Linked DNA regions of Homo sapiens: region 1 is linked to region 2. A link is an interaction called in ENCODE POLR2A ChIA-PET data of the cell type or tissue named here. Cell type or tissue: HepG2. All regions are shown on one strand. Each heading gives the region's core, and the rest is flanking DNA. Links, peaks and the distances in the headings are about the cores only.

The links. Peaks named below come from ENCODE experiments on the same cell type or tissue, not always from the same donor. Only the 100,000 strongest peaks of a DNase experiment are listed, where the experiment ranks them.
Region 1: POLR2A ChIA-PET joins it to region 2 with 5 read pairs; 2 of 35 experiments call an interaction of 5 or more read pairs at or near these places.

The regions. Positions count from the first base shown.
Region 1 is chr20:36,393,405-36,403,941 of GRCh38, forward strand. All of the region lies in intron 2 of DLGAP4 (DLG associated protein 4), which reads left to right. Among named protein-coding and RNA genes, the nearest start is that of DLGAP4, 92 kb to the left of the region's middle. In HepG2, for the core only: a CTCF peak has its summit at 6,471; a DNase peak (open chromatin) is centred at 6,477; H3K27me3 peaks cover 1,000 bases.
Region 2 is chr20:36,266,094-36,276,630 of GRCh38, forward strand. No RefSeq gene overlaps it. Among named protein-coding and RNA genes, the nearest start is that of AAR2, 35 kb to the left of the region's middle. RefSeq lists an enhancer at 4,825-6,024. In HepG2, for the core only: no CTCF peak of the experiment used is centred there; a DNase peak (open chromatin) is centred at 5,278; H3K4me3 peaks cover 1,225 bases; H3K27me3 peaks cover 626 bases.

The DNA of each region.
Region 1 (10,537 bases), core at 3,442-8,441, 130 kb after region 2:
AAATTAATCCCTGTCCCCCGGCTGCTAACTTACGAAGTGCTGGGCTCCTGGGAGACGCTCTGGGGTCTGGAAACCCAGCCCTCTTGGTAAGCTGGGAAGTATGGGGCTGGCCTGGATTTCTGGACTTATTTCCCCTGAGGTCTCCACACCGAGCCCCTGGGGAGCACAGGGAAGCGAGCCAGCCGCTGTGGAGACTGACCCAGGCCAGAGCTTGTCCCAGCCCCAGCCCCTTTAGAGAGCTGAGAACCAAAGTGAGAAACTGAGGCCGACCCTGGCACTTAGGAGGGAAGGAAAGGGGGGCTCTGTGCCTGCACCCTTTGTGGCACTTTAGCCATATTGTCTTGGAATTAGACATAGATTGGGGTCTTCATTGTTCAGATGAGGAACTGAGGCTCAGAGAGGGAGGTGACCTGCCCAAAGTCACACAGGGAGTGTGTGCGTTCCAACCCTAGCCTGTGTCTCGGCCAGCCCTGAGGCAGCTGAGGAGGGGGCTCAGGGACTCATCCCTCGCCTGCCCACAGAATGCGCCCCAGGCCCTGCTGTACACACAGGGAGGTGGCCTTCACAGGGTGCCCCCTCCCTCCTCCATGCCGCACTGGCCTGCCTTCTATTTCTCAGAACCTGTGAATCTTTTTCCAGCCTCAAGGCCTTTGCACATGCTGTCCCCTGTGCCTGGAAAATTCTCTCTCTCCCTCTCTTTCACATACACACACATATCATCCTGTCAATTCCTACTCATCCTTCAGACTTTAGGTCAGACCTCACTTTGTCCGTGTGAAGTGCTCTCCTCAGCCCATCTACCCCATCTCCCAGGCTCCAGGGGCTGCTGTCACCGTTATCCGCCCGTGTGGTTAGATGTTTATGATCTCCCTTCCCTGACACCCTGGCTGGGGCCTATCACAGAACAGGGCCTGAGGAAGCGCTGGCTGGATGGGTGCTTGGGCCACTGCCCTGCGACTCTGCCCTGCGACTCTGCCCTGTGGGGGTGTGAGCTGCAGGGAGTACCCAGGAGCCCTGGCCCCACTGGGTGCTGCCCCCTTCCTTACTCCTAAGACGGACTCCATGGTCCCCATCTCCCCCGGGGCATGACGTCAGTCATTAAGTGGCTTCTGCAGTGAGCCGGGGCTGTGTGGGCTGTGGTGCGTGTGTGTGCACGTGGCCCTGGGTACATGCACGTGTGCGCACGAGCCTCCGTGAGTAATTCCAGCGGTGCTTCCCCACGCTGTCGCCATGGAGAGGCTGCTCCCACCCACCCAGCCCCAGGTGGCTGCCTCTGCCACCCTTTCCGGTCCCTCTCCCAGCCTCTCCATGACCCAGATTCGACCTGCCTTGCCTCCCACGTTCACAGGCTCTGGCTTCTGGAAGCTCAGGGTTCAGGGGCCTCTCCCTAAGACACACCTCTCATTCAGGATGGGCTCCAGGTTCCAGCAGTGCTTGTGGAGGCCACGTGGAAAGAGAGGGCCCTAGCATGCCACTGCCTGGGCGGGCACCTGACTCCTCCACCCAGATTGTGCAACCTGGGGATAAAAATGCCTCACTGGGGGATTCAGAGGCTCTGCTGTGGCCCTCCAGGACCCTCCCTAGAGCTGCCCCCTCCTCTTTTAGCCTCCCCGTCGTTCTCTCTGCTCCAGCCACACCAGCCTCCTTGCACCAGTCCCTTCACCCAACACACACACACCAGCTGCACCTCCATTCCACATTCACCATTCCTCTACCAGGAATGCCCTTTCCCCAGGCATCCACAAGACCCACCCGTCACTTCTGCCCAAATATTGCTTTTGCAGAAAGACTTTCCTGACCCTATCACACTGCATTCTTCTTTACCTTCTCTAATTGGCTTCCAAGAAGGTATTGTTGCATGACATTATATTATATATTCATTTACCTGTTACCTGTCTCCCCAGCTAGAATGTAGGCTCTATGGGGGCAAGGACTGTCTTCTTTGCTGCTGTATCCGAGAGCTTTGAGTGCCTGGCACATAGTAGGAGCTCAGTATCCAAATATGTGTTCAATGAATGCGTGAACCTAAAGCACTTAGCCCAGAGCCTGGCCCTCAGCGGTCAGCAATGTAGTTATCACAGTCAGCACTGCCTTTTTTTTATTATTATTATTGAGATGGAGTCTTGCTCTGTCACCCAGGCTGGAGTGCAGTGGCGCAATCTTGGCTCACTGCAACCTCCGCCTCCCAGGTTCAAGTGATTCTCCTGCCTCAGCCTCCTGAGTAGCTGGGATTATAGGCACATGCCACCACACCTGGCTAATATTTATATTTTTAGTAGAGACAGGATTTCACCATGTTGACCCGGCTGGTCTCAAACTCCTGACCTCAGGTGATCCGCCCGCCTCGGCCTCCCAAAGTCCCGGACCTGGCCAGCACTGCCATTCTCGACCATGCTCAGAGCAGGGGTGTGGCAAACATTAGTCTCTGTGCTGGATGGTCACACATATTTGATCGCTTATGGCCCTCACCATCAAGTCCATGAGAGAGATGCAGTTATTACTCGTCTCATTTTCTGGATAAAGGCATGAGGCTTTAAGAAGTCCCAGAGGTCCCTGAGACTGGCTGGGCTGATTAGATTGAGGCCCAGGCCTGCCTGGTCCCAGCTTCCAAGGCCACACCAGCTCTGAGGAGCCCACCTGCACACACAGCAATCTTGGGAGGCCCATTGAAACAACATCATGGCAGTGGGGACTCTCGTCCACTGAGGAGGGAAGCACCACCTCCGGAAAGGCTGGAGCCCCAAGGTCTAGTCCGAGGTTGACATCCTCCTACTGGGTGACCTTGGGCCAGCATCTGCCCCTCAGCACCGCAGAAGTGCAGTGAGTGGGGTTACTTGACCGGCTTGAGACCTCTTCCAGATCTGGTGTTCCCACATCTAAGAGGATGATCATCCCAAACCCCTCACCCAGAACCCAGCACACACACACACACGCACACACACACACACATACCACACGCACATACACACACCCCACATACACACATGCCACATACACACACCACATACACACACACACACCACATACACACACCCACACACACACATCACATGCACACACACACATACACATCACACACACCACACACATGCACACCATACACACACACCACATACATACACGTGCACACACACGCACACACACACCACAGACACACACATACACACACCACATACACACACCAGACACACACACGCACGCATACACACCACAGACACAAACACATACACGCACACACCACACACACACACACCACACACATACCACATACACATACCATGAGGGATAGATGGAACTTTTGATCTTCCTCTGGGGTGATTCCAGGGGCCTATTGAAGACTTCTCACCCTGAAGGCAGCCCTACTTAGCCTCAGTTTCTCCATCCATAAAACACGAACCATAACGAGCCCTGCCTGCCCTCTCAGGGCGGTTGCATTCAAATGATTCAGAAGAGGGAGAGTGGTTTTTGAGAGCTGTGCCCTTTTAAAGAGTGACAACCCACCATGGAACAGGAAGTTGACCTGTGCCCCAGGGAGGAGTTTCTGGGAAGAAAAACCTTGAGGCACCTGAAGCTGCAGAGGAAGAACCATCTTTATTCCCATATTCCAGGCAGGTAAACTGAGGCTTAGATTTGAGACATGATTATCTCTAAGTGGTATGGAGCTGGTAACAAAAACATCAGTGGGGAAGAAGGTCCCTAAGGGGAAGGGCGGGTTCCCTTAACAGACACGCCTGACCTTGTAAGTTTCCCTGAGGCAGCCCTGTACTCCCTTGCCATGGAGTAAGGATCAGTACACATGGACTCGCCTGAGAGCTTGTTAGAAAATGTAAGTTCTGGGGTCTCACTCCATTTAGACTTGGGTGAGTCCTAATTCAGGGGTTCTGGGAACCCAACTTGAGAAACACTGACACAGAAACGAAATAGCGAGAAACCAAAGCTATTCTATCCAGAGCATGCATTCAACTGACATTCACTAACAGCCCTTCCGTGTCACGCCCTGGCCAGCCTGCAGGACCCAAAGATACTCCCCAGTGCCATAAGGGAGGCATATGTGGAAATTGGCAGGCACTCCCACCCTTCTCCCTTCTTTGGATTTATTTTGGTGTTTCTTTTCTAACTTTTGGAGTTGTTTATCATATTGCTTTTCAGTTTGTTTTTTTCTTTTCTTTTTTTAATATAAACACTGAAGACTATACGTCTCTAGATACAACTTTAGCTGCATCCCTCAAATTTTGATATATTGTATTGTCATTATCATTCATTTCTAAGTCTTTTCTCATTTTCCTTTTGGTTTCTTCCTCAGCCCACGAGTTATTTAGAAATAGATGTTTTTTAAATTTCAAACGTATGGGTAATTTTCAGTTATCTTTTGTTACTGCATTGTTTCTTTGGTATTCGTTGAGATTGGCTTTGCAGCTTAAAACTTGGCAAATTAGGCCAGGCATGGTGGCTTACGCCTGTAATCCCAGCACTTTGGGAGGATGAGGTGGGTGGATCACCTGAGGTCAGGAGTTCGAGACTAGCCTGGCCAACATGGTGAAACCCTGTCTCTACTAAAATACAAAAATTAGCCAGATGTGGTGGCGGGCGCCTGTAATCCCAGCTACTCAGGAGGCTGAGGCAAGAGAATCGCTTGAACCTGGGAGGCAGAGGTTGCGGTGAGCTGAGATTGTGCCATTGCACTCCAGCCTGGGCGACAAAAAAACTTTGCCAATTTTTGTAAATGTTACATATGTGTTTGAAAAAACACGTATTTGCTAATTTTGGGGTTCAAACTTTTCTCTGTTCTTGATGTCCAGTGACAATTCTGGTGTGTTAGAGAGAACCAAGGGCTGTCGGACCCAAGAGGAGATTCCTGATCCGGTCTGTGTGTCTCAGGGAAGGCCTTCTGGAGGAGTTACTACTTAAAGATGTAAGTGTTAGGCTAGGAGACAAGATGGGAAAAGCATTCCACCCAGAGGGAACAGCATGGGCAAAGGCATGGAGGTATGGAGTAACTCTTGGCAAAAATGGAAACACTGATAAAATTTGCTAGGAATCAGGGTGAGGTAAGATCAGTCTGGTGGAGGTGGCAGGGTCAAAGGAGTGATGTTTATGAGAGAAGATATTACTAACACAGCCGTAGAGAAGAGTACATCAGGTGGCAGGAGCTGTGGAAGCAATAATACCAGCCAAGATCCATTAAGCTCTTATTGCTTGCTAGGCACTATGCTGAATGTTCTATGTGATTGCCTCGTTTAACCCCCTTTAACAGCTCTGTGAGATAGATACCATTATCTCCATTTATAGATGAGGAAATGGAAACCAGAGAGGTTGAGTAACCTGCCCAAGGTCACACAGCTCCAAATGGTAGAGTCAGGATTGGAAGTCAGCCAGATACAGTCTGACTCTGGCTCCCACATTCTCAGCCACTATGCTGTGGTTCCTGGGTATGATGGGAGTTGCTGGAGAATAACGTGTGGCTGGCTGTGACTGGAGCTTGGATTACCTAATACACAGCAAGGCTGGCCAGGCGCGGTGGCTCACACCTGTAATCCCAGCACTTTGGGAGGCTGAGGCGGGTGGATCACTTGAGGTCAGCAGTTCAAGACCAGTCTGGGCAACAAGGCAAAACCCTGTGTCTACCAAAAATACAAAAATTAGCTAGGCATGGTGGTGCATATCTGTAATCCCAGCTACCTGGGAGCCTGAGGCACAAGAATTTCTTGAACCCAGGAGGCGGAGTTGCAGTGAGCCAGGAGGTTGCTGGAGGTTGCACTCTAGCCTGAGCAACAGAGTGAGACTCTGTCTCAAAAAACAAACAAACAACAACAACCAAGAAAACAAAAACAAAAACATAAAAAGCACAGGCTGGACAAGATGAGGGCTTTACATTCAAGAGAATTGGGTTCCAGTGCTGACTACTTCCTAGCTCTGTGGCCTTGGGCAAGTCACTTCCACCCGAAGAGCCTTGGTTTCCTTATCTATAAAATGAGACCCATGCCCTTGCTCTGCCTGCCTCACATTCTGTGTAAGAAAAAATAAGATCATGCCTGCTTTGCAATCTCTGAAGTGCTCTGCCTGTGTCTGTCATTGTTGGACCAACCCAGAGAGAGCTGGGAATGGCCAGCCAAGGGACAGAACTGCCTGCTGCCAGCACTGGGGAGCTATGGGTGGGCCTTGAGCTGGGGAGGGGCAGGGAAGCCTGGAGCCTTGAAAGTGAAGCTAAAGAACCTCGCAGACCCTTCAGTTAGCTCTGTCAAATTCTGTAAGTATTTGTAAGAGTTGAATGAGTTTCAACTTTGAGCCAAGTTTCAGCTCATGAGCTAATTCCAGTGGGTTGCATAGAGTGCAGATTCGAGGATTCCAGGCCTTATCCCATCAATGAGAACGTGAGGTTTCCATTAGTTATGTCTGCCACAGGTGTAGGAAATACAGCTGGTGGTGAGCTCTGAATCTGCTAGTCAGGCTGTAGTCCCGAGGCTCTCAAGGGCACAGCAGCGCCTCCCAGGGGCTATTTTTGTTACCACAGTAACTGAGCAGGGGCTACTAGCTTTTAGAGGGCAGGAAACTGGTAACATTCAGGCCAAACTTTCACAATGAAGAATTGTCCCAGCTGCGTTCCATGTGACTTTCAAATGTCCTGCCAGCCATTCCTGTAGGCAAAAATAACGAAACTGAAACAAACAAACAAAAAACCTGTTTGTAACTCCCTGATCCTGGACCCTCACTATATTTTGTATACAAGCTTGAAGTACCTTTTTACCCAGTTTTAATATACCAGGAATGTAACTGTCATGAATGCCAAAGAAAGGATGTGCTTCTTCTGTTGGTTCAGAATTTTACCAAGAGTTGGTCACCATTTTGGAAGGATCATCCCCTCTAGCTTGTGGTACCAGCGATATTTGAGCAGCTGATTCAACAGCACATCTTTCTCTGTCTGCATTTGTAACTGTCACAGATTCTGTGGGTAGGTGCTGGCATCTGATTCCTTCATTACGCCTTCTTGACGAGTTGTGTCCCAGCATTGTGCTTTACAATATGAGTCGTATTATAAATTACTTTCCTTTCACTTCTCCTTTATATTTCAGTTAGGGCATTGTATGTTTTTAAATTACGTGTGTAGGTAGGTAATATGATCTATGAATTTTATTTCAGGAGAATAAAAGGGGACATTACAAAATATTTTCTATAAAAATGGCATTTGGGGTCTGAGGGGGTTGGATGGGGTTGGGAACATTGCAGCCCAACTCCTTCCTTTCTGATGGGGAAACTGAGGCTGGGGGTGGGGAAGAGGCTTGCCTTTGTTCGTATGGAAAGTGGGAGGCAGAACTTGAAACATATACTTTAGGAAGATCTTTCGCACTCTGGAGTGGGGGGAATCTGGGGGCAGAAGACCAGTGACGTGCCTGGAACAGGGGAATGGGAGTGAAGGAGGGGGTGGCTGTGGCAATGGCGATGAAAACCAGGTGCGGAGTTTCGAGATGTTTTGGAGGCCACCAGGCAGCTGTCACCGGGCGCTGGGGGGCCAGCGGGGAATCAGAGGTGAGGGGCAATGTGCTTTCTTGAGGAATTCCCCCCTTTGCCGGAAAAACTGGCTTTCTGTGGCTGGGAACCTCAGAGGAAATCAGGCCATCCCACAGAGAGGCCAGTCAAACTCCTCCTGCCACCACCCCTCCTCCAGTCCCCCACCCGCCCAGCAACCAGAGACCTAACCTGGCCCCGGCCAATTGGGCAGCCTGAGGCCAAAACAGCACCCATCCAATCCTGGGCGGCAGAGGCTGCCGCTCCCTGAGAAAATGATATGCCTGTTCCGAGAAACCAAATATCCTACAATGAATCCAATTAGATTTCATAGGCACATGAGAACGCGATCCATCTTAAATGTCCTCTGCAAACCTCCAGCCACAGATAAATATTTTATTCCATTCCAAGCAGTCCCGGGCAGAATATCAATTAGCATCCAGCTGCCTCCCTGGCGGGTCCAGACAGTCCTGGCTGAGGAGGGGGCTCTGAGCTGAGAGGGGAGCCCCCAGTCTTTGCCACGTGCTGCTGCTTAGCCCTGGTGTCACCTCAGGCAGGCGGCTTTTCCCTCCCGGGCTGTGTGTCCTCACCTGCGGAATGGGTTTGCAACATTGCCCTTCCTGCTTCTCCCCCAGTGCCCTAGTGCTGAGCAAGGAAGTTCATGTTCACTCATCTGACAAACAGTCCCTCAGTAGCTGCTGGGTGCCAGCATCGTGGTTAGCGTTGGGGACACAGCCTTGAATAAGATAGGTCAGTCTCTCCCCTCTGGCAGAGCTCACAATCTGGGAAGAGGGCAGCAACAATAAGCACATAAATGAAGACCGCTTTTGACAGAGACGAGTTTTACAAAACACACAGGCTGCTGTGACAGAGAAAAAGAGGGAGCACCCACTGTAGACTGAAGGATCAGGGAAGGCCTCCCTGAGGAGGTGACGTCTGTGCCAAGACCTGAATCGGGAAAAGTATTCTAGAAAGAGGTACAGCCAATGTGAACGCCCTGAGGGAGGAAAGTGCTTGGTGAGTTGAAGGATCTGGCAAACCAGTGTGGCTGGAGCCGAGTGAATGACTAGGAGCGGGGTGTGAGAGAAAGCTGGAGACAGTGGCAGGGCCAGGGTTGGGGGTGTCAGTTCATGCTACATCTGTGTTCAGTAGATGAATTGTGAAACCATTTACAACTGCAAATGAGCAGGGCCAGGAAGACACATGTCATGCCAGTGGGAGGGCCCCCAAGTCAGCGCAGATGCAAACCTGGCCCCAGGTTCCGTGCTAGGGCTCTACTGATGGGAATAGGCTGACAAAAAGGAACTACCTGTTACTCAGGATATCCCTCAACCTGGTCAGAGTCATTTGGGGTTCAAAACTCATCTCTACCACTTACCAACTGGGCAAGTCACTTTGCTTCTCTGGACTCAGTTTCCTCCTCTATAAAAGAAAAGGCATAATCTCACCTACACTTTGGGTCTGTTAAATGGGCTAATGCGTGTCAAGTGTCTGTTGGATCATATGTGCCTCATGAATGAAATAGTTGCTGTTACTACTGCTATCATCATCATTACAGTAATTCAGGCAGTGGCTCATGCCTGTCATCCCAGCACTTTGGGAGATCAAGATGGGAAGATTGCTTGAACCCAGGGGTTCAAGACCAGCCTGGGCAGCACAGTGAGACCCTGTCTCTACAAAATATTAAAAAATTAGCTGGACATGGTGGTGCATGCCAGTAGTCCCAGCTACTTGGGAGGCTGAGGCAGGAGGATTTCTTGAGCCCAGGAATTCCAAGCTGTAGTGGCTATGATCACAAACTCCAGCCTGGGTGATAGGGCAAGACCCTGTCTCATAAAAAAAAATTTTTTTTTATTAAATACAGTAATTCATTTACTCCTCCTAGTCACCCTCTGTTACTACCTTCATCTTAACAATGGCTCAGAGAGGGGAAGCAACATACTCAAAGTTCACACAGATGGTGGAGGAATTGGGCTTTTAGCCTGGGTGTGTTGGATTCTGTAGCTGGTATTACTTCCTCTTTGCCACTCAACTCTGTGATAATCTAGTACATGGCTTAAAGAGAGCACAGAATGAGTAGAAACCTAGAGCCTTGTCCTCTGAGAAAAGAGGACAGAAAGAGGGGTGGATTTGCCCAAGGCTGTGTAGCTGGCAGAAGAAGAGACAGCCAGAGCGGATATGTCTTAGTCCATTTTGTGCTACTGTAACAGAATACCACAGGCTGGGTAATGTATAATGAACAGAAATGAATTGGCTCACAGTTCTGGAGGCTGGGAAGTCCAAGTCAAGGTGCTGGCATCTGGCGAGGGCCTTCTTGCTATGTCATAACATGGTGGAAGGCATCACATGGCAGAAGGTCAAAGAGAGAGAGAAACAATGGAAAGAGGAGGTGAACCCACTCCTGCAATATCATTCATGAGACAGAGCCCTCATGACCTAAACACATCTTTAAAGTCCCACCTCCCAAGACTGTCACAATGGCAATTAAATTTCAACATGAGTTTTAGAGAGGACGAACAGTCAGACCATAGCAGAATGCAATCCCTGCATGGCCAACCAAGGGCAAAGGGAGCTTGTGTTACCTATAATCCCAGAGGGCAAAGCTGGGGCCAAAGAAGAAACCTCAAGGAGACCGATAGTCTGAGCTGCCCAGTGGTAGAACAGACTGCTTTGTGAGGTAGTAATTTGCCCATTTCTGGAAGTATACAAGCAAACTCAACGTGTTTCCAGAGGAAATTTGTATTGCTTATCTATTGCTGCAAAACAACTTTAGCAGCCTAAAACAACACTAAACACATGTTATCACACAGTTTCTGTGGATCAAGAATTTAGGACCAGCTTAGCTAGGTGGTCTTGGCTCAGGGATCTCTCATTAGGTTGCAGTCAGGATGTCAGCTAGGGCTGCAGCCATCTGAAGGCTTGACTTGGGCTGGAAGATTTGCTTCCAAGCTCACTTATAGGGCTGATGGCAGGAGGCCACGTGGACCACTCCATAGGGCTGCTTGAGTGCCTTTGTAACACAGTAGATGTCTTC
Region 2 (10,537 bases), core at 2,369-7,368:
TGGCTGGTAGAGGAGACACTTGGATTCTGGGATGTGGCAGATCCCAGCCTTGCCCATGATAAGGATAATAAGGAAGTCACTGATAGTCTATGAGCCCCAGTTTCTTCATCTGTAAAATGGGCATCTCCTCTGTAAAACAGAGGCATTGGCTCTGCCCCATGCCAATGTAAAACTATGGCACCCAGTCCCAGAGGGGTAGGGGTGACATTCCTCTCCTCCAGGAGCAGGGGACTGAGCCAAAGATACCTGCAGCCCACTCTGCGGTGCCTCTGGGGCTGGGACTGTTCTGGGCACGTGCTGAGTTATGATGACACATCCAGAGCTGAGTCTGTCTCTCCCACCTGCCCAATCCTCTGGGGCAGGAGTGGGGGTCGGGAAGGTGAGGGGCGGCTTCACTTCCAGGTCACCATCCCTCAGCCCTGGGCCTGACACAGAGAAGAATGAGCGGGAGGATGGATGAACAGCATCATAACAGCAGTTCTCGTCCACACCCCCCAACCCGTGTGCCAAGCTCTTAGCTCACGCCATCCTTCAGCCCAGCAGAATCTTGTGCTGGGGGTGGAGCCGCAGCCCTGCCCTCATCCATTCATCACGCGTATGCACCCCTTCTTTTCAGGCAGTGGCTCCCAACTCTCCCCAGGGCTCAGAGTTGCCCCCGAGACCCTGACCCAGGCCCAGCCAGGGCAGCTATCCCCAAACTTCCATGGGACACTTGGTGTCAGCTGCCTCCCCCCATCCTTGGCCTGGTGGGACCTAGGGGCTCTCAGCTACCCAGCCAGGAGATCGGCCCCCAGCAGAATGGCCCTACCTCAGCCTGTCTGTGTCTTTGAGGGTTCTCAGCGCTTCACCTGGCCTCAGAAACTACCTCTCAGCCTGAGGGTCCCTACAAGGCTTTGGACTGATGCCCCCTGCCTCAGCATAAATGGTCAAGGTTGAGCCTTATGGCCCCCAGAAGGCAGGGCTGAGATCCATAGGGTGAAGCCATGGGAGGCAGATGGAAAACCTTAGTGTGAGGCACAACTTACCATCAAAGCTGCCTACAATGGAATGGGCTTTTTTTAAGAGGTGAGTTTTCTGTTCCCAGAGATTTGGAAGTAAAACCTGCAGCCAATGGGGCTAACACACATCCATTAGGACAGCGGCCTCATTAAATGACTGTGAGGTTCCCTTCCAGTTCTTAGACCACGAATCTCCTTTCTAGGGTTTTTCTTCCCAGTCCACCCCCTAAGACAGACACAGGCCTTCGCAGGCCTGATTCAGGGTGGAGGAAGGGGAGTCCCAGGCTGAAGGCGAGTTGTTTGCAACCCACAGCTGGGCTCAGGAGCAGGGATGCTGCAACCCAGCTGCCTTTCTGCAGGGCCTTCACCTGTCCTCCAAGGACCAAGGCCAAGGCTGATATGAGCCCCCCATCTGGCCCAAGAGGTTCCCACAATGGTCCTGGGTGGTGGGTCCTGCCACTGGGTAGGTGTGGGAGCTGGGGGTTGCAGGTTCAACTTGGCAAAATGTCAGGACACCCACGGGGGCAGGCAGCTTTTCAGGGGCCCAAGGCCATGGAGCTCCAAAGGAGGGCAGCAGGGAGCACGCAGATAACTGTCCCCACCCAGCTCCCCTCCCACAGGCTCCACGGATCGCACTCTGTCTCTCTCGCATGCTCCAGGAGAGACACGGCAGCACACACACAGGCAGACACAACCAGCACCCACATCTGAGCGCTCACACACAGATGCGTGTGCGTCGTGCAGAGACGCCCACACGGAGACACAGATACACACCCTCCCGGAGCCACACAGATGACACCCACGTGCACGCGGGCACAAACACAGGCCCTACCTACTTGCAAACCAACTCCACCTCCAGCATGGCCACCCTGGCTGGGGAAGGAAGGCCGGCCGGGTGGGTGCCCTGGATCAGCCTCCTTGCCGTGGGAGTCCTGATCATCTGGAAGCTATGGCCTGCCCCGCCCATTGGAGGTCTGCAGGGCCAGGGGCTGCCCAGAGGCAACAGAGTAGTTCCACAGGGCCCTGGGGTCAGCTGATCTGGCTCTGGTCTCAGCTTTCCCACCTTCTGGCTCTGTGACCTGGGCAAGTCACTGGACCTCGCTGAGCTTCAGCGTCCTCATCTGGAAAACAGGCATAACATAGTGCCAACCCCCTGAGTCCTATGATCTCTGTAGCCCCCAGGCCTGGAATATCCTAGACGTTCAGTAAACAGAGACTGTTTCTGTCACCCCAGGGCGGGGGCTCCATTGGCAAATGGCCACTCACCCATTGCAGCCTGGCATTTGGTGAGTGCACCATATTCGTGAGCTATTATTTTCATGTCTACTTCAAGGGGCTACCTGGGGTCTGAACTTTACTTGTGGGGACCCAGGATGTAAGCCTCCATGTCCAGACTGGCAAAGAGAACCCCATTCCCCTGGCAAAGGTAGGGCTCAGCTAGGTAGTCTTAAACAATAAGCAGCCACTCAGCTAGAACTTAGACTGGAATATTCGCAATTTAATACCATGGCATTCCAGACCACAGCTGCAAAAAACAGAGGCTCTTGCCAGTGTGTTTTAGACTCTCAAAGATCTTGAAGCACAAATCTCGAATGTCAGAGCTGTACAGAGGCCTTGGAGACATCTAGTCCAGCTGTCTTGCTCCTAAAACGGAATCCCAGAAGCATGGAGCCTCAAAGAACTTTGAGTCCATTCCAGACCAGTTGGACAGAAATTGGGAACTGAGGCCCAGAGAGGGTGAGCCACTGAGCATGGTTGCACAGTGAGTTAGTGGAAGTGTTGAGACCAGACCCCTGGTCCCGGCTTCATAGCAAGTTTAGATTCAGCCCCTCTATGGAGGCCTGGAGGAAGGAAGGCAGAAGAAGAAACATTTGGGCCAAAGTGAGGATTTTCTGGAGAACTGTTTTCGAAAAATCAAACCAAAAAGAAAAATGGGAAAAAGGTGCTGGCTTCCCCTTATTTTCTGCCTGTCTTCCTCTGGGCACTCTCTCTCTCTGCAGCTCTCAGCCGGTTCCAGCTCTGCTCACAAGCTGCTTCCAGCCGCCCACGGGCTTCCTAAAATGGTCTCTGCAAGCTAATTCCAGAGGATGAATGGCAGAGAGCAGGCCTGCAGGGAGCTGGTGGGGGGGGGGGGCGGGGGGGGGGCTTCCTTAGCCAGTGCAGGTGCAGACAGACGCCACATTGGTGTTGGACCAGCTGCCCCCAACCCCAACCCCCTCCTTAGGTGCTTCCATGGCCCCCAGCTGCCAGGACCAGGGGGCCCAGCTTTCACCTCTCACTGCCTGACCTCTTGGAATAGGTTATTTTTCCTTCTTAAAGAATTAATTTTTAAAATTATGTAATAATACATATGTATCATCAAATAATCAGGAAAGTATAAAGAAGAAAATTAAGATCACCTGTAATCAGCTCCTCTAAATGAAACAACTATTAACAATTAAGCATATATCCTTTCAGTCTTAGGACTCAGCACATATTACAGACAGAGGGGCTGATTCAGTACATAATGTTCTAAGTCCTGTTCTTTTCTTCCAATCATATATTCACAAGCATCTTTCTAGTCAACATTTGCACTTCCACAGCATGATTTTTAGTGGCTGCATGGCACCTTGCATATGACTACACCACGCTTTGCTCAACCAATCCCCAATGCCCAGCGTTTTAGCTTGTGTCCATTTCTCCCCTGTGAGAAACAGTACATGGTTTATTCTTGTAGTTACCTCTTTGTAATCAACCTAGTTATTTCCTTAGGACACCTTCCTGGAATTGGAATTACTGGCCAAAGGGTTTATACTTTTTTAAAAAGATAAAATGCAAAATTATAATACTATCCTCCCTTCCTATAATGAATGTGTAATAATTAGGTAATAAATAAAAATTAGAAAATATAGATAAAGAAAAATAAGAGAAAAAAATCATAACTTTCCCCAAATCTTACTACCAAGATATGGTTAAGAATTTTGCTGGAAAGCATCTAGACTTTTTTGTATGTGTGTGCACGCATATAATGGGATTATACTATACAGGCTGTTTTGTAAAACTGATCATTTGTTTCTTTCTTTTTTTTTTTTTTTTTTTTTGAGACAGAGTCTCGCTCTGTCGCTCAGGCCAGAGTGCAGTGGCGCAATCTCGGCTCACTGCAACCTCCGCCTCATGGGTTCATGCCATTCTCCTGCCTCAGCCTCCTGAGTAGCTGGGACTACAGGGACCCGCCATCAGGCTCCGCTAATTTTTTGTATTTTTAGTAGAGACGGGGTTTCACCGTGCTAGCCAGGATGGTCTCGATCTCCTGATCTTGTTTTCCACCCACTTCGGCCTCCCAAAGTGCTGGGATTACAGGCGTGAGTCACCGCACCTGGCCAAAACTGATCATTTGTTCATGTCAATACATAAATTTACATTCACAGTGTCACTTTCTTTCTTTTTTTTTTTTTTTTTTAGAGACAGAGTCTCGCTGTGTCACCCAGACTGAAGTGCAGTGACTTAATCATAGCTCGCTGCAGCCTTGAACTCCTGGGCTCATACGATCCACCCACCTCAGCCTCCAGAGTAGCTGGGACTACAGGAAGATATCATCACACCCGGCTAATTAACAACAACAAAAAAAATTGTAGGGATAAAGTCTTTCTATGTTGCCCAGGCTGGTCTTGAACTCCTAGCCTCAAGCAATCCTCCCACTTTGGCCTCTCAAAATGTTGGGATTACAGGCGTGAGTCGCCACACCCGGCCCACGGCATCACTTTTATCTGCCACAGCATATTTCATTCTGTGTTTATACCTTGGTATAACCACTCTCCTGTTTTGGGGAACTAGGTTTCTGGTTTTGCTCCAGTATAAATAGCTCTGTAATGAACATGCTTGGAAAAGCAGCTTTGCTTCTTGTCCATATGCGTTCGTAGGCTCTGTGGTAGTAGAATTGCTGGGTCAAGGGTTTTTGTTGTTGTTTGTTGGTTGGTTTTTGTTTTTTGTTTGTTTTTGCTGTTGATATCACATCGTTTCTGACTGGAAGTCTAAACAGCAAACCAGCACGCAGGCTCCACCGAGTTCCACAGACGTCTACGGGAAGGGCCCAGAATCTGTAGAACCAGGCAGGAGCTTGTGCTGCATTTCCTGCTTTCCAGGCTGATTGCTTAGAGAAAGGCCTTGGCCTTGAATGGGGCCTTTGCCCAGGAAGCCTCCTCTGTGCCCAGGAAGCCGGGATCAAAATTAGCCCCCCCGGAAGCCAGGAGCACACAAGCTGGTTCCTGCTGGCTCTCTCCAGCCTACTTCCTGCATACCCGATACCTCACGTGCCCTCTTCCTGTCTCCAGATCCCACTCACCTGAGACCATGCACAGAGGGAGAATGAATGTGACGTGTTACAAAGTCCTCATTGTTCTGAGGAGGGGAGAGATGCAGCCAGGGCAGGCAGCCTCGAGACTGGGCAGGTGTGAGCCCGGGCGGTGGGTCTCAGAGGTGCATGGAGGGTCAGCCTGGAGAGGACAGAATGCGGGGCCAACCCACAGGACAAGGCCCAGAGCAGGAAGGGCCTGGAGCCTGCAGAAGGCAACAAGGAGAACAAGCCCGCAGAAGGACAGGGAGGGCCTGCCCAGAGCTTCCGAGGGTGCTGACGGCCAGGCCGGCCTGGACACCGTCTTGTCTCTCTCCATCCTTCACTGCGCTGCTCTGCTCTCTGCGATCTCACTCCATTCAGAGTTGGGAAAGGAAAGATCCATCTGAGGAAAAGGTGAGCTGAGAACTAACCAGAAAGAGAGGGAGGGAACGGGCGAGGGAGGGAGAGAGAAAGGAAGAAACAGAGAAGGGAGGAGAGGCCACCACCCAAAAGAGGAAGCCATGCCATCCAGGTCTCCTGATTGACCAGCACAGGTTTAAGTGAAGACCTTCCCTGTGGTCAGCTCAGCAGTGGCTGCAAGCCAGGCTAGGTGGCTCAGGTCTGTAATCCCAGCACTTTGGGAGGCCAAGGCAGGCGGATTGCCTGAGGCCAGGAGTTTGAGACCAGCTTAGGCAACACAGTGAGACCCTGTCTCTACAAAAAAATTTTAAAAAATTAGCTGGGTGTGGTGGTGCGTGCCTGTAGTTCCAGCTACTCGGGAGACTGAAGTGGGAGGATCGCTTGAGCCTGGAGTTAAAGGTTGCAATGAGCCGTGATCGCGCCACTGCACTCCAGCCTGGGTGACAGAGACCAAGTCTCAAAAATTAAAATAACAATAATAGTAAGAGGCTGCAACAGACCTTCAAGCTGGGAGAGCAGGTTTTCAGGCAGCTCAGGACCACAATCCCGGTTCTAAAAAGTGCGTGCAGGCACGTCTGACAACAAGACAGCCATGCAGGTCTGGGCGCCAGCTAAGAGAGGAGGGTCCCACATTAGGTTCAGCCATTTCAGCTTCTTTCCACTCTTGCCTGGCATTGAATTCCCGTATTTATTAATCCCCTCTAGAGCACAAGTGAGCCCATCCTTGTGAGATGAGGGAAAGCATCAGGGCTGTCCTGTGCAAACCCAGTGCAGCACAGTGCCCAGGCCATGTGCTTCGACACTATGGGCAGCTGCCGAGGAGACATCTCTTTGAGCAAAGTCTCTCTGTTCATCACCCTCCCCCTCCCCAGTTCCCTTTTTGTCACTTGATTCAGGTGGGATTCACCTCTCCGTGGCCTCTCCTCTCTTTCCTTCCCCACCTCTGCACTCTGGGCCTGCTGGGAACGGAGGAGAGATGGGTGGGCCATGGTGTGCTTCGTTCACAAACACCCACCCAGCACCCAGATGTGACTGGGGGAGGCTGGGTGGGCAATGACCTGTGAGCCTGTAGGCCACCCCCTTTCACCCAGGGGACAGCTTCTGGGAGCCTGAGGTCGGGGGTCTTGGAGAAAGAATAGAAGCACACCCTTGGCTCCTTCAGGTGGGGGTTGGGTGGAGTGGAGAGCAGGGCTCTTGCCTGAACAGTAATATCATAAAACTGTGAAGAGCTGGCCGGGCATGGTGGCTCACACCTGTAATCCCAGCACTGTGGGAGGCTGAGATGGGCGGATCACTGAGGTCAGGAGTTCGAGACCAGCTTGGCCAACATGGCAAAACTCCGTCTCTATAAAAAATACGAAAATTAGCCAGGCATGGTGGCGCACTCCTGTAATCCCAGCTCCACAGGAGACTGAGGTAGGAGAATCACTTGAACCCGGGAGGCAGAGGTTGCAGTGAGCCGAGATCGTGCCACTGCCCTCCAGCCTGGGAGACAGAACGAGATTCCATCTCAAACAAACAAGCAAACAAAAAAAACAAAAAACACAAAATACTGTGATGAGTTGACATTTAAGTGCGATCAGTATGCGCCTGGAACTGTCGAGCTGGTACCTTACTTATGGTCATAGGAGGTGGGTGCCGTCATCATCCCCATTTTATAGATGGAGGAAACAAGGTGCAGAGGTTGAGTAACTGGCCCAAGATCTCACAACCAGCAGGTGGCAGAGCTGGATTTGGAGCCTGTGATTGTCCCACCCAGCTAAAGTCTAATCAGGCTTTCTGTCCTCCAAGCTCTGAGAAGCCATCCTCGGCTTCCCAGAACCTTTCTTTCCTTGGTCTGAGCTCCCGACCCACCCCCTGTCTGGACTGGAGAGAGGAAGTCTGGAAGCCACCCAGTCTCCATCCAGTAAGAACACGCTCCTGCCCACTGTGGCCCCAGTGCCTACACAAGTGCCTGCAATATAGTAGCTGCTCAATAAAGATTTGCTGAACAAGGGCCAGGCTTGGTGGCATATGCCTGTAATCCCAGCTACACAGGAGGCTGAGGCAGGAGGATCACTTGAGCCCAGAAGTTTGAGACCACACATTGAGACCCCATCTCAAAAATAAAAAAGTTTGCTGAACAAGCTCTGCCCTGTGTAGCTGGTGCTGGGACTCACAGCGGGCCTGCAGCAGTCAAGAGAGAGGTCTGGAGCCAGGCTGCCCTGTCCGGTCCCAGCTGTGTGTTGCTGGGCGAGTCGCCGCATACCTCTGGGCTGCACTTCTCTGCCTGTAGAAAGAGAGATTCCCCAGTGCCTGCCTCCCTTTGTGGGGCCCTGAACAAACGCTCCATGGAGACGTAGCTGCTGTTATTATTGCTGCCATTACCCAGGGACACCATCTGTATTCGACCCTGGGGCTGGCAGAACGTGGTTCTCTCCCCCACTGCCCCTCTCCTGATGCTACTGGAAGCCTGCGGGGGTGTGGGGAGCCTGGCCTGGCCCAGGTCCTCTCCTCACCCGTGTCAGGAAAGAGACCCTGTCTGCACCTGTCCCCAGCCCCAGCCCCAGCCCAGCTGCTATTCTTAGTCCCTCCCCATTTCCCTCATCTCTAGGCATTTTCCCTCCTAAACTTGCTCTGCGTTTCCATAGGAACCAGGGGAGGGTGGAGATGGGGAGAGGGTCCTCCCCCACGGAAGGGAACTTCATTTGGGGCTGTTTGGGAGCGGCTGGCAGTGCCTGGTGGAACTTCCCCCACTGTGCCTCTCCCCTCCTCCCCAGACCCCTCCTTGAACAGCCTGTTCCTCCGACCGTTATTTTTAATGCATTTATCCTGCCGCTTAATTTATCCCGCATTGTGATCAGATTTAGCTGAGAGCGCTCCGCAGCCCGGCCTGCCTGCATATTCATGAGTCGGTTCATTCATGCCGCCCCCAGAATGCCGGGCAATAGTGGGCAGTGCGCTGCCTGGTCCCCGGGTCCCACCTGCTGCAAGGGCAACCGGGGGTCAGAGGTCAAGGGCCCAGGCTGCAGCCAGAGAGCGGTTGTAGGGTACAGCACCTGTGGGTAGGGGGTGGGGGGTGTCCCTAGGTGGAGGCTCTGGAGCCAAACTGTGCTAACATCTTTCTCTGCCATTGCTGATAAAATCACTTCACTTCTCAGTTTACTCATCTGCAAAAGGGGAAAATAATGTCCCCTGCCCTGGGTCACTGGAAGATTAAGAGAATACACATAAATGATCACAGTGGGTATTCAGTGTAGCTCCCTGTTGTCATTGTCGTTCCTGCTGAGCAGTGGTTCATCGTGGCTCTGGTTCCTGGAGAAACGGGGTGGTGGGCTGGGGCATGAGTCTCCTCTGGTGATGAGGCTGTGGGCTATTTCTGTCCAGCCTTTGCTGACTGTGATACGAGCTCCTCCCCTCAAGTGAGGGTCAGGAGGGCAGTTCCCAAAAGGCAGGAGGGACCAGAGGATGCAGTCTGGTCTCTCAGGAAGGGCCCCTGGGATCGTCCAGGGTGTGCAGCCCCCACCAGGGGCCAGCAGGGAGGCTGGGGCTCTGGAAGGAGGCAGGGCTCTAGACTCCAGGTTCTTCTGGCCCTTGGGAACTTCTAGGTTGATCACTCCCTTCAATTATTCATTCTGTTATTTTACTGTTGCCAAGCCCATGCTGGGCTCTGGGGACATCGCCCTGTCCTCAGGGGGACTACATCCCATCAGAGAGGTGAGTCCAGGCTACGGAGTGGTCAGGGCCTTCAGATGAGGCCAGATCAATTGCCTGGGGGTTCAGAAGGGGAGGAAATCATCGCAGCTGGGCATCAGGGAAGGTTTCCTGTAGGAGGCAGCATTTAGGCCGAACCTTGAAAATGTGGCTGTAACAAGATTGGATGGAGTAAGATGGATATTTGGGGTCTAAGGGACAGCAAAGGCAAAGGCTGGTGATGGGAACGCAGGTTGGGAGAGGTCAGCCAGGTGGAGGCTGGGAGATTCCTGAGCCCCAGGTGAGGGGGTCCCAACTTACATCAGCCATCCCCCAAGGTGGGAGCCAGAAGGGCCTTACCTCTGTCCCTCACATGTGTGTGTGCACACAGGGGTCACATTCCAGCTTGCTGGGGAAAAGAGAAGAGCTCCTGCCTGGGTCTCCTGATTAATCTATAATTAAATCAGCACGGACGCCACGGAACCATGTTGTCATTAGAGAGCTGGTGAGGGCAGACCGGGATTTCCCTGGGAACCGGGAGGCCTGCCGGGTGGCTGCAGCCCATGCCATGAACAGATGGCCTTCAGGGGTGAGGAGCAGGAACGAAAGGCCAGAGCCTCAGCCAGGAGTGAGAAAAACAGCAGCTTACTCTTGGCCATTTACAGTGTTTCTGTCACTGTCTTGGTTAATCCTCATGACATGCCATGGGCGGGACCAGGCGGGGTATTATTATTTACTCGCATTTTACAGATGGAGAAACTGAGGTGTAGCGAGCCAAGGGATGAGCCAGCCTGGATCCTTGGGTTTTGGAATCAGAGAATCGTGGGTACGAAATTCTCTTGCCAGCTGTGTGCTCTCAGGCAGATTGCTTACCTTCTCTGTGCCTCAGTTTCTCCATTTGTATATTGGGGACAAGACCCTATCACTTCAAAGCATTGCTTAAGGATTGAATAAGGCAGTTCACATAAAGAACTTAGCACAGTGCTTGGTGCTTGGCAAATACTCATCAAATGCTGCTACTTACACTTCACTGTAACTGCTTCTCTCTTGTCCATCTTTCTTACCAGAATATGGGCTCCATGAGGATAGGGACTGTCTGTCTTGTTAATTTCATAGTGTTCAATAAATTACTAGT